Regions from separate parts of the Homo sapiens genome. Here region 1 is linked to region 2. The links are chromatin contacts, found by Hi-C or POLR2A ChIA-PET in ENCODE. All regions are on one chromosome and are shown on one strand. Each heading gives the region's core, a stretch centred on a gene start or an enhancer-like site at or near the end of the contact. The rest is flanking DNA. Distances are from core to core; before and after follow the strand shown. Region 1 has its middle 8.8 kb from the start of GLIS2. Region 2 holds the start of ZNF213 (zinc finger protein 213).

What was found. A loop is a pair of places that touch in the nucleus more often than their neighbours do. ChIA-PET counts read pairs that join two places held with the same protein, here RNA polymerase II (POLR2A). Pooled maps may share reads with other maps.
Region 1: a pooled map shows a loop between it and region 2 (11-fold over the local background). The contact joins the enhancer-like site here to the promoter of ZNF213 in region 2. A Hi-C loop is called at or near these places in 6 of 50 pooled maps. POLR2A ChIA-PET finds 5 or more read pairs at or near these places in 3 of 52 experiments (PC-9, activated B cell and endothelial cell of umbilical vein).

The regions. Positions count from the first base shown.
Region 1 is chr16:4,304,139-4,310,474 of GRCh38, reverse strand. No RefSeq gene overlaps it. Among named protein-coding and RNA genes, the nearest start is that of GLIS2, 8.8 kb to the left of the region's middle. RefSeq lists an enhancer at 4,652-5,164. Within about 2 kb of position 2,779, at least 35 of the 41 ENCODE cell types and tissues checked have a DNase peak (open chromatin) inside an H3K27ac peak, as active enhancers do; they include endothelial cell of umbilical vein, where a contact is called at or near this core.
Region 2 is chr16:3,133,077-3,138,850 of GRCh38, reverse strand. It overlaps ZNF213 (zinc finger protein 213), which reads right to left and starts at 3,822. Exons shown (of 6, transcript NM_004220.3): 1 at 3,464-3,822; 2 at 1,172-1,685; 3 at 310-433; 4 at 33-106. The coding sequence starts at 1,570. It overlaps ZNF213-AS1 (ZNF213 antisense RNA 1), which reads left to right and starts at 3,969. Exons shown (of 6, transcript NR_110900.1): 1 at 3,969-4,221. RefSeq lists enhancers at 1-387, 3,872-4,061, 4,072-4,241 and a silencer at 3,532-3,761.

The DNA of each region.
Region 1 (6,336 bases), core at 1,530-4,029, 1.2 Mb before region 2:
ACCAAAAAAAACAAAAAAACAAAAGAAGTAACCCTTGAGACCTACATTGTAGATGTAGGAGAGATGACAGGAATCAGAATGGATGAATGGTGGCAGATCCAGACCTCTGGCCCTTGACCTTGGCCAAGCCCTCTAACCTCTCTGAGCCTCGGTTTCCCCATCTATGAAATCGCAGTCCTCAGGGTACCTATTACCACTGGCCTCTGTGAGGCTCAGTGGGAAGTGCACAGAAAGGGCTTCCAGCAGCACGTGGCTGGGAGAAAGAGCCCGCAAATGGTAGCTATTATGAATGAAGCAGCCCACAGCGGGCAGAGCCCAGTCACAAGGCAGGAGTGATGGAGGGAGTGAGATCAGGATGACTTATCAACCCTGAGCCGGTGGCCTGGCGAGCCTCTCTCTCCATTGGCGCTGGCTGGCTGAGCCTACAGAGCTGGGGCTGTCTGCGGGTGGGGTGTTTATTCTAGGAAGCGGCCCTGGCTGCTTCTCATTCCCTGCCCCAGGGAGAAAGGAGGGCTTCAAGTCAGAACCGAAGCCATGCTGGGCCTGGCATGTACAACACAGCGCCACCTGCCCGCAGGGCCCAGAGCTGAAAATGCCCAGGAGGTGCAGCCCCAGGGGCCTGGCTGGGACTTGCAGATGTGAGACACTCCCAGGGTGACCCACCTGACTCCCCAAGAACCTGTCCTGCAAAGCCTAAAATGCTCAGCTTTTGGAAGTCTAGAGACTGGGTCCTGCATTCCAGGGCGGGGACGGGATGGGGCGCCTGGGCTAGGGGGGAGAGTTCTATCAGAGGTGGGGATGTCCCTGGTGGCAGCGCTGTCACCCTTGGGCTCCTTCATCAGAGGCTTGCTTCATGGAAGCCATGTGAGCTATGCAGTTGCACAGGGCTGGCCCTTAGAAGGGCCTGAGTGTGGCTGAATGTTCTGCTGTCACCGTCTTGAAATTCTTAATCATTTTAGAACATGGCCCGCGAATTTTCATTTTACATTACGCAGCCTGTCCTGCCTTCATGGTTTCGTTTCTCCTAGCATGTAGCTTCTCCCTCCCATCAGTGTGGCGCACAGACCCAACCTTCAGCCACATCCAGCAAGACAGGAGTGCCTTAGGTAAGCCTCATTTCCTGAAAGGCCGTGGGAGACATGCACCTGCCACCCCAACCCAGCAGGACCAACCTTTCTGGAAAACCTGAGGCCGGCTGTGTGACGTGGGTGAGTCACTCAACTGCTCTGAACTTCTCGGTATCATAATATTGCACAGATCCTTGGGAAGTTTAAAAGAGGTAGTTTTGGGCTGGGCCTGGTGGCTCATCCCTGTAATCACAGCACTTTGGGAGGCCAAGGCAGGTGGATCTCTTGGGGTCAGGAGTTCAAGACCAGCCTGGTCAACATAGTGAGACACGGTGTCTACTGAAAATACAAAAATTAGCTGGACATGGTGGCACACGCCTGTAATCCCAGCTACTCAGGAGGCTGAGGCACGAGAATCGCTTGAAACCAGGAGGCAGAGGTTGCAGTGAGCTGAGATTGCACCACTGCACTCCAGCCTGGGTGACAGAGCGAGACGCCATCGCAAAATAAATAAATAAAAAGTAAAAAAGGTAGTTTTGGTTGGGCACAGTAGCTCACGCCTGTAGTTCCAGCACTTTGGGAGGCCGAGGCAGGAGGATTGCTTGAGCCCAGGAGTTCGAGAACAGCCTGGGCAACATACTAAGACCCTGCCCCATCTCTACAAAAAATTAAAAAATTAGCTAGTTGTGGTGGTGCATGACTGTAGTCACAGCTACTTGGACAGCTGAGGCGGGAAGATTGCTTGAACCCAGGAGGTGGAGGCTGCAGTGAGCCGATTGTGCCACTGAACTCCAGCCTGGGGGACGGAGTGAGACCCAGTCTCAAAAAAAAAAAAAAAAAAAAAAAGGCCGGTCACAGTGGCTCAGGCCTGTAATCCCAGCACTTTGGGAGGCTGAGGTGGGCGAATCGCTTGAACCCGGGAGGCAGAGGTTGCGATGAGCCCAGATCACGCCATTGCACTCCAGCCTGGGCAACAGAGCGAGATTCCAACTCAAAAAAAAAAAAAAATTTAAGATTATTGCAGGGCTGGGTGCGCCGTCTGACGCCTGTAATCCCAGCACTTTGGGAGGCCGAGGCGGGCAGATCACGAAGTCAGGAGTTCAAAACCAGCCTGGCCACCATGGTGAAACCACATCTCTACTAAAAATACAAAAATTAGCCAGGCGTGTTGGCGCGCACCTGCAATCCCAGCTACTCGGGAGGCTGAAGGAGGAGAATCGCTTGAACCTGAGAGGCGGAGCTTGCAGTGAGCCGAGATCGCGCCATTGCACTCCAGCTCTGGGCGACAGAAGACTGTCTGACGGGGTAGGGGAAAGATTGTTGAAGGCGCTAACTTGGAGGGAGAGGAGTCCGCCCGGGATCCCTAAGGACCTGCCCCGGGGAGGAGGAGCCGTCCCTCCCTTGGCCCCTCCCCTCCTGCCTTCCGAGGGAGGAGACCCCCCCAGGGCAGGAACGAGGGGGCGGAGAAGCGCGAGCGACACATTTTTGAGTCGTGACCAAGTGGAAACTCCCTCCCCGAGGCGGAAGCTGGGGGCGCCCCACTGGGGCCCAAGCCTCCGCCGGGGCGGGATTCCAAGCCAGGGGCGGGGCGCCGCCGGTGACCCGGGCCCCGCCTCTCGCCCGCCTCATGAATATGAACAAGCCGGCTGGTGAGCGGAAGTGCGAGGCGGCCCCAGGCTGGCTGGCTCTGCCGCTGAGAGGGGGGCGCGAGTCCGGGGGGCGTGGCCTGGCTCGGACGCCCCGCCCCTACCCCCACGCGGGGCCTCCTTCCGGCCGGCGCGCCCCGGACGTGACCTCGCGGGCGCGCGCCGGGAGCCGCCAGACTGGGCGCCGACAGCATCCTCCGGGGGTAGGCGCCCACAGTCATTCTTTCCATCGCTGCGGACACGGGAGTCAGAAGTGAAACAGTCCTGTCCTCGTGGGGCTTACGTTCCAGGCGCAAGAGCCACAGGTAGTCGAATTGGGAAACCGCCTCGGATGTCACATAAGCGCCCAGGGAGGACAGGGCAGGACAGGGCCTCCCTGGGGAGGTGACTTGAGTCAAGACTCAAAAGAGGGAAGCGAGGGAACAAGCCATGCGAGGAACTAACGAAGGAACATTCCAGAAAGATTTCACATCCCAAGCCTAAGGTCCAGGGGCAGCAGGCATTGAGGCGGATGTGGCTGGAGTGGAGAGAAAGAGGAATTAAAAGGATGGAGTAATGACAATAATGGCTCACATTTTTTAGCAAGAGGTGGGTTCACTACCTATCTGTCGTTATCTGGGGGGAAATTAGGCTCTGGGAGGTCAAATAACTTGCCCAAGGTCACACAGCTTGTAAGTGGCCAGACCAGCATTGGAACCCAAGGGGACGGATGTCTGAAACACACCCAGGAGTCCCAAGGTGGGATGACCTTGACCAAGACAGGCCCTTTACCCCTTGCCTCAGTTTCATCCCAAAGAGCTGCCCAAACACAGCTTAAAATCAGGGCACAGAGCAAGGGTGTAGCTGAGTGTGCGTAACATCTGTTCTCCTGGGAGATGCTTTTGTTGTCTGGGAAGCACTTGTCACCTCTCCAGGCTCTGGAGCAGGTACAAGTGGCTTCGGGGAGAAAGGGTGGGAGCCGGGAAGAGGCTGCTTCTGGTGGCAGGAGGAGAGAGGGAGTGGGTGAGGGGCCCCGGGCTGGCTGAGTGCTCTGGAGCATGACAAAGGCAGTGTCAGCCAGGCAGCTGTGTCCGCCACTAGCAACCGCGCAGGCAGCATCCCCCGCCATCCCTCTGAGCCTGGAGAGATTGAAACACACACAGTCAGCGTGCCTGCTGCCCAGGTGAGGTGCAGAAGGCCTGGGGGTTGCCAGTCTGGGCTCTGCCGCGAGAAAGTGGCTTTTCTGCAGCCGGAAGCGGGGAGGAAGTGTTTTCACCCTTCTACAAAGCTCTGTCTCTGCCTCTGGATCCACGGTGCTGCAGGCCTGAGGGCTCTCATGGGTACGGGCCTGGTGAGTAATCTAGAATTTGCCCCTTCCCCAGCCTGGTGCAGCCTCTAGTCTCGGCCTTCACGCTCTGCTGTAAAATGAGGCTGGGTCAGGAGTGGGACCCATCCTCCGTGTTTGAGGAGCTGGGCTATTACATGAGCCCCTACCTGAGGTCGCCAGCGAGTCAGAGGTCCTGGTGGGACCAGACCAAAATGGAACCTACTATCGGGCCCATTTTGAGAGGGAGACAGAGAGAAGTTAAAAGTACATGCACACACAGCTCTAAAGTAGCAGAGATGGCATTCAAGTCCAAAGCCTTTGACTCCAGGACGGGCACAGTGGCTCACACTTGTAATTTCAGCACTTTGGGAGGCCGAGGTGGGAGGATCTCCTAAGCCCAGGAGTTCAAGACCAGCATGGGCAACATGGTAAGACCCTATCTCTATTAGCGGGGCGTGATGGCACATGGCTGTAGTCCCAGCTACTCTGGAGGCTGAAGCAAGAGAATCGCTTGAACTTGGAAGGCAGATGTTGCAGTGAGCTGACAGAGCAAGATTCCATCTCAAAACGAACAATCAAACACTAGTCTTGCCCGGCGAGGTGGCTCAGGCCTGTAATGACCAGCCTGGCCAACATGGTGAAACCCCTTCTCTACTAAAAATACAAAAATTTGCTGGGCATGATGGCAGGCGCCTGTAATTCCAGCTACTTGGGAGGCTGAGGCAGGAGAATCCCTTGAACCTGGTAGGTAGAAGTTGCAGTGAGCCGAGACCGTGCTATTGCACTCCAGCCTGGGCAACAAGAGTGAAACTCCGTCCCCAAAAAGAAAAAAACACTAGCCTCAAGCCACAGCCATGTCTCCAACCTTCCCGGCCAGGTTTCTCAAAAGAGGGGGCTACCTGAGGTCACCCACTCCTGCCGAACTCCAGGTGGGCTTCCTCATCCCTTGCTCTATCCTAAACTGTTCCTTAAGTGACAGTTCACACCCTGACGTCTTCCAAGCTGAGACCCCACCAGCAGCTAGCTTTTCCTTTGTGGTTCCACCCACCTCCTAAATCCCTTTAGCAGCCGGGTGCGGTGGCTCGCGCCTGTAATCCCAGCACTTTGGGAGGCCGAGGCGGGTGGATCACGAGGTCAGGAGATCGAGACCACGGTGAAACCCTGTCTCTACTAAAAATACAAAAAAATTAGCTGAACGTGGTGGCGGGCGCCTGTAGCCCCAGCTACTCGGGAGGCTGAGGCAGGAGAATGGCATGAACCCGGGAGGCAGAACTTGCAGTGAGCTGAGATCGCACCACTGCACTCCAGCCTTGGCGACAGAGTGAGACTCCAGCTAAAAAAAAAATCCCTCTAGGGTCCTGCGCCTCTGCCTGTAGCCCCTAAAACCGAATACTCCTGAAAGTTTTATCCTGGGAACCCCTTTCCTTGACACTTTAACTCCGTGGAAGAGGCAAAAGTGAGGGGAACCCCCATCTCTACTTAAGAGTTCCCCACATATTTTTTATTATTATTTTTTTCGTGACGGAATTTCACTCTTTGTTTGCCCAGTCTGGAATGCAATGGCACAATCTCAGCTCACTGCAACCTCTGCCTCCCGGGTTCAAGTGATTCTTCCACCCTAGCCTCCCGAGAAGCTGGGATCACAAGCGCCCACCACCACACCAAACTAATTTTGTATTTTTAGTTGAGACGATTTCACCACGTTGCCCAGGCTGGTCTCGAACTCCTCAGATGATCGGCCCTCTGCCTCCCAAAGTGCTGGGATTACAGGTGTGAGCTCCTGCGCCCGGCTCAGAGTTCCCCATATTTATACTTGCCCTCCAGGGCACACTGGCCTCCATTTTTAGGGACTTGCTTGGTATCTGCCCTTGGGTAACCCACTGGAGCTTTCCAGTTGGACTCCTTGATTGGAGGGGAATCTGGCTACACCTGTCGCCCCAGGATGGACCAGCAGGGCCCGTCTTGAGGCTGCACTCGAGGATAGAGGAAAAAGTGTCATCTTTAAGAGTCCCACCGAGTAGCCAGGTTTCCCTGCCGGAAATTCCTGCCTTGTTTTCCTTTCCCTGGTAAAACTAGGAGAGCCACCTCATTTTCCTGAGCCCTGAGCCCTGAGCGCCCGCCCCCACCCCCGTTGGTTCTAGCTACACAGGCTTTCGGCCTCAGGGTTGCTTTGCACCATCCCCTTCCCCCGACCCAGGCAAGTTCGCTTCTGCTTCTCTCTTGCCCAGCCCTCATTAGCAGGCTCTGACACTTCTCAGCCGCCTGTCCGCTTTGCAGAGAACTGACATGTGAGCTGTGCCCAGGGACATCTGCTGAA
Region 2 (5,774 bases), core at 2,573-5,072:
CCTTAAAGAAGACAAAGGGACTGGTGACTCACATGGACCCCAGAGACAAAGCAGGTGTCCGTCGTCTCTCCGGGACGACCCTCTTTAAGAAGAGCAGGAGGCTGGGCTGAAGGAGAAGAATGGAGCCTTAGAAAGGCCAGCCCAGGCTTGACACCGACGCCTATGGCCTCCCCAGCCTGTGCGCATGCACACACGCCCTGGACTTCACAGAGGGAGCTGTCCTGCCTGTGACCCTTAGGGCAACGCCGGTGACAAAGCTAGGTCCCTGCCCAGCCACTCGACTGTCCACAAGAACGGAGGCTTACTCACCGCTATGGCTGTGCTGCTCCTGGGGAACAGACGGCCGCCTCCGTGCCCCCACCGTCGGGGGAGGCCCCGTGGCCTGGGATCCCCGGCCTGCAGCCTCGGGTTCCGCCTCCTCCGAGGGCACATCCTGTGCAGGAACCACAACATGCTCATCAGCCCGAGACCAGACCGGGGGAGACAGAGTTTACTCCCTGGGAAGGAGACACAGGACATGACCCTCAGGATGCTGGGGTGTGGGAAGGAGACCAATATGGTGCCCCAGGAAAAGTCCGGAGGAGAATGTGATACCAGGTAATGCTGTGTGCCCAAGGATGCTCCCCGATCATTCACGAGGCAAGAACCAGCCCTGAAAGGCCAGAATCACAGCCACTTAGCAAGGGGGTAGCTGGGGACCCTCCTGCCAAAGGCAGAACCCCATCCCCCAGCCACTCATTAGAACCTCCCCAGATGCATCCAATGTGAAGGACCCAACATCCCACAAGGTAGCAGAGGCCCCGGACAGCTCCACCTTCTCGCCCCACTCTGGAGCTGGCTCTATGCACACCCTTGTGTCCCCAGAGCCAGGCCTAGAGCAAAATGCAAATAAACATCAGCAGACCCTGCATGGAGCTAAAACCTCCTGTCTGGAACATTCGCACTTCAGCCCTATTGCTGCCTTCCAAAGCCACAAAAAATAAATCACATTTACTTTGGATCGCATCTTTCAGAAAGGCACCCATGGCACACTGTGCTTGTGTGCCTGCTCCTGGGGGCTCTGTGTCTCCCCTACCCTGTGAGCCTCTGGGAGACTTATCTCTGCAGGTTACCCACTTCTCTCGAGCTCAGATACCATCCAGGTGCCCCTGGATGTGGAAGGGCCCCTCACCTGTCGCCAGGCTTTCACTGGCTGCTTCTGTAGGTCCTCCACCAAGGCGACAGCCTCCTCACCGCTTCCCGGGTGCTGCTCACGCACCCAGCCCTGGATCTCCCCTGGCAGCACTGTCAGGAACTGCTCCAGCACCAGCAGCTCCAGGATCTGCTCCTTGGTACGCAGCTCGGGCCGCAGCCAGCGGCAGCAGAGCTCCCAGAGCTGGCTGAAGGCCTCATGAGGCCCATGCACATCCCCGTAGCAGAATTGCCGGAAGCGCTGGCGGCAGGCTTCGGAATCCCTGCCATCCTCATGCTGGGCAGATTCCTGTTCCCAGGAGGAATCTTCCACTTTCACAATCAGAAGCCCTTCTCCCTCCCCAGGGGCCTGGTCCTGGGCCTCCAAGGGGGCTGCCATTCCCCTGGCCTGAGGCTCAGGGTTGGTCGGCTTCAACCTGGGCCCCAGAACCTGTACTTTCAGTCTCCCAGAGGGATCCCCTGTGGTAGCTGGGCTGGCATCTGGATGTGTACTCCTGGGGAAAGAGCAAAATGGCAGGACTGAGGAGGAAGGATGTGGAATACACGAGCAAACCCCAGGCTGAAGAGCCATCCAGTCCCCATCCTTTCATGGCCCTGAAGCCTTTTCTAGGCTTTACTGTAATGCCTTGCTCATGTGACTGTCTCTCCTATTAACACAGGCCCACAAGCTCTCATCCCAAAGCCAGAAATCCAAAACCCGGGTGTTTCATAACTCTTTGACAGCAAAACCCAATGTCATTCATTTGGCAGCACCACCTGACCTGATATAAGCATATTTATAATCTCAATTTATTCCACTAAATGTAAATGTTCAAAATTATGGTGGAAATATTAATAACATATATCTTCAGTTTATAAAATTTCATTGAGCTATACCCACTCGTGTGTTTTTCTGTATTGCACATTATACATCAATTAAATATCTTTTTTTTTTTTTTTTACTGAGAGAGAGTCTCACTCTGTCGCCCAGGCTGGAGTGCAGTGGCGCAATCTCAGTTCACTGCAACCTCTGCCTGCCAGGTTCAAGCGATTCTCCTGCTTCAGCCTCCCAAGTAGCTGGGACTACAGGCACCAGCTACCACGTCCAGCTAATTTTTTGTATTTTTAGTAGAGACGAGGTTTCACCATGTTGGCCAGGATGGTCTCAAACTCCTGACCTTGTGATCCACCCGCCTCGGCCTCCTAAAGTGCTGGGATTACAGGCGTGAGCCACTGCGCCCGGCCTAATTAAAAAATTTTAACTGATATGTTTCATTATTTAGTGTTGCCCCAGATCCCTCTGGAGATGTGCTTGATATATCGTCTGTGCACTATATTATCTTTCTCAAATTTGAAAACCTCTGAATTCCAAAACACATCTGGCCCTGAGGTGTCACAGAAGGGCTTACAGACACCATCCAAAGCCATTTATCCACAGGTACATATAAATGTATGACACATTTATACCTTACATTGTTACTCTCTACTGAAAAGTGTATTATGCAATTTTCAGTAATCGATTTTTTGTTTCAACAATAAAAATACAAACTGGCCGGGCTTGGTGGCTTATGCCTGTAATCCCAGCATTTTGGGAGACAGACACAGGATGATTGCTTGAGGCCAGGGGTTCAAGACCCCTTTGGGAAGACAATGTGAGACGCCATCTGTACCAAAAAACAAAAAAAGCCAGGTGGGGCTCCTGTAGTCCCAGCTACTGGGGAGGCTGAGGAGGAAAGATTGCTTGAGTCCAGGAGTTTGAGGTTGCAATGAGCTATGATCGCACCACTGTACTCCAGCCTGGGCAACAGAGTGAGACCATCTCAAAAAAAAAAAAAAAAGAAAGAAAAGAAAAGTAAAAAGAAAATGAAAAAAATACAAACCATCTTAATAAAAAAGGGAAGATTCAAACAATATAGAAATCTGTAAAACTCTCCCTTCCTCAATACCATTGTACCCCCCGACTTAACAGTCTGACAAATGACGTCCCAGACCTTTTCCTGTGCTTTTACTAAAAAAGTCATCCATAGCGGGGAGAAAAGGTGCTTGATGTGTTTCTACATAAATGAGACCTTACTGCACAGACATTAGCGGCACTATGAGCTTCCGCGGTATGGATATGCTCTAGTTTCTTAATCAATACTCGAGTGATGCATTCGGGTTGTTTCCAATTCTTTAGTCCATCCTAAGCACTTTATTTATTCTGCTCCTCACAAGACCCCTGAAAGGTGCGCGCACCATTCTCATCCTCTGGTGACTTCGAAGAAGACTTTCCTCGAAGAGGGCCAGGACTCACCAGGGTCGCTCAGCAGGACACGGCAGGCGGGAAGGCGAGCCAGCCGGAGCCCCGCGCTGTCCACCGCAGCCTCGCCCGCGGGGCGAGCGGCGATCGTACAGGGGCGTCTGCCGGGGGACCAAGCTGGCAGAGCGGCGCGGGGGACCAGCACTTCCTAGCAGTGCGCGCGCCCTCCGGCCTCTGCCTCGGGGCGCTGATCCCGGCCACTCGGAGCCCGGTGCTTGATGTTGGAGCCAGGCGGCCAGAGGCCCCGTCCCCGCCCCGGCCCCCGCCCCCGCCCCCGCCCCCGAAACACACAACGCCCACTACGGCCCAGGAGATCCCACTTCCGCCGCGAGCTCCCGGCGCCGGAAGTCCTCGCGGGGCTCGCTGGGAAACTACGCTACGCAAGCATTCCCCAGCTCCCAGAAAGCCGTTCGTCCACTGAGCCCGCCTTCTCCATGACCGATGGCCAATGAACAGGAAGAATTCTCAGGCTGCCTATTAGAAGACAGAAACTCCATACGCGTCATACACCTGCACCCGGGAGGAAAGGCGAGGCTCTGCATCTAGATTTACCTCGTTCTCTTTTGTCTCCGCTTTTTTTTCACATTTCCTTGCGACCCTGGCCCTTGAGCGACAAAAAGGGGAAGCCAAGGCTGGCCCGAGGAACGGAGAGGGCACATGGCCTAGCCACAAGTGGAGCTTCTGCTCCGCCCGAAGGGATGCGCTGGAGCGGCCTCTTCCTTCTGCCACGGTCTTTCTTTGCCAACTAGTAGGTGAGGGCCGAAAGGCCGCGGGCCGTGGAGCTCGGGCCGGGGAGACTCTTTTCTAGCCTCTTGGGTCCCGCTCCTCCCAATTCCCTGGAGAGGCGTCGAGCTTGCTGGGAAGTGCCCTCGGGTAAGGGGCGCGGAGCCTCCTGCGGCGATCCTCTGTCTTCGGGTCGCCTTAGCAGGACGCGGCAAGCGGGACACTGACCTGGCCGGAGTCCCGCGTTCTCTCACCAGCTGCTTTGTCCACGAGTTGCTGCTGGGCGTCAGGGGTCCCACGGCCCGGAGGGATCTAGAGCAGGGGGGCTCGGGGTCCTTTCCATACCCTCGGATCCTCTCCCACTCTCTCCACGCCTCGACCCGGAGATGATTTCAGGCTCCAGATCTCTTTCATAAATGGAAAGAGTTTTTTTGGTTTGTTTTGTCTTAATTATGTAGGTGTTGCATGCTTGGAAGAGAAAATTTAGAAAATTAATTGGAAAACCATAAAGATAGCTTTCTCGTGATAGCCACAAGGCTTGCTCCCTCATTCTGCTCATATGTCACCCCCTCAAGGAGGCCTTCCCCAGCTCTGTAAACAACCTGTGCTCGGCGTTAACTTTTCTCCCTAATGTTTATCACTACCTGACATATACGTGTTTCCCACGACTCAACGATAAGTGTTCATGAGGGCAGACACTTTTTAATGCCCTATGACAAGCACCTAGAATTGTGCCTGGCACATGGTAGATGCTTAGTAAATATTTGTTTAATGAATGAAGGTAAAAAACATTTCTAATACGACCATCCAGGAATAAGTACTATTCATGTTTTAGTGTGTTCTTACAGTTTTACTGTTCAGACAGTTATATGCCTGTGAATATATATTATATATGTGTGTATATATATATATATATATATATATATATTTTTTTTTTTTTTTTGAGACAGAGTCTCGCTCTGTCACCCAGGCTGGACTGCAGTGGCGCGATCTTGGCTCACTGCAACCTCCGCCTCCTGGATTCAAGCGATTCTTCTGCCTCAGCCTCCCGAGTAGCTAGGATTACAGGCATGTGTCACCACGCCCGGCTAATTTTGTATTTTTAGTAGAGACGGGGTTTCTCCGTGTTGGTCAGGCTGGTCTCGAACTCCTGACCTCAGGTGATCTGCCCGCCTCGGCCTCCCAAAGTGCTGAGATTACAGACGTGAGCCACCGTGCCTGGCGGAATTTTCATATTTTAAGTCCCCCACCCTTGGACATTTAGATTTTTTCCATCTTTCTGTATTTGCAGATATGCTTCTACGTACACCTTTATTCATTTGCTTGAACATTTCCCTGAGAAAAACTAGAAATGGAATTGCCAGATTACTTTGTGTACATGTTTCCAAACTGTCCTCCAGAAAGAATGTAATGCTTTGAACTTCCACTTGAGAATCAAATGTTTACCTTCCTCTGTTCCTCCAGATTTGGACATTTACAGTGTTCAGCCGTTGTTGTGGCATTCCAATTCAATTGGGAAACAGCTTGATGTAGCGTCCCCATAAGGTCCACAGTAATTAAATTTTTTTTTTTTTTTTTTGGT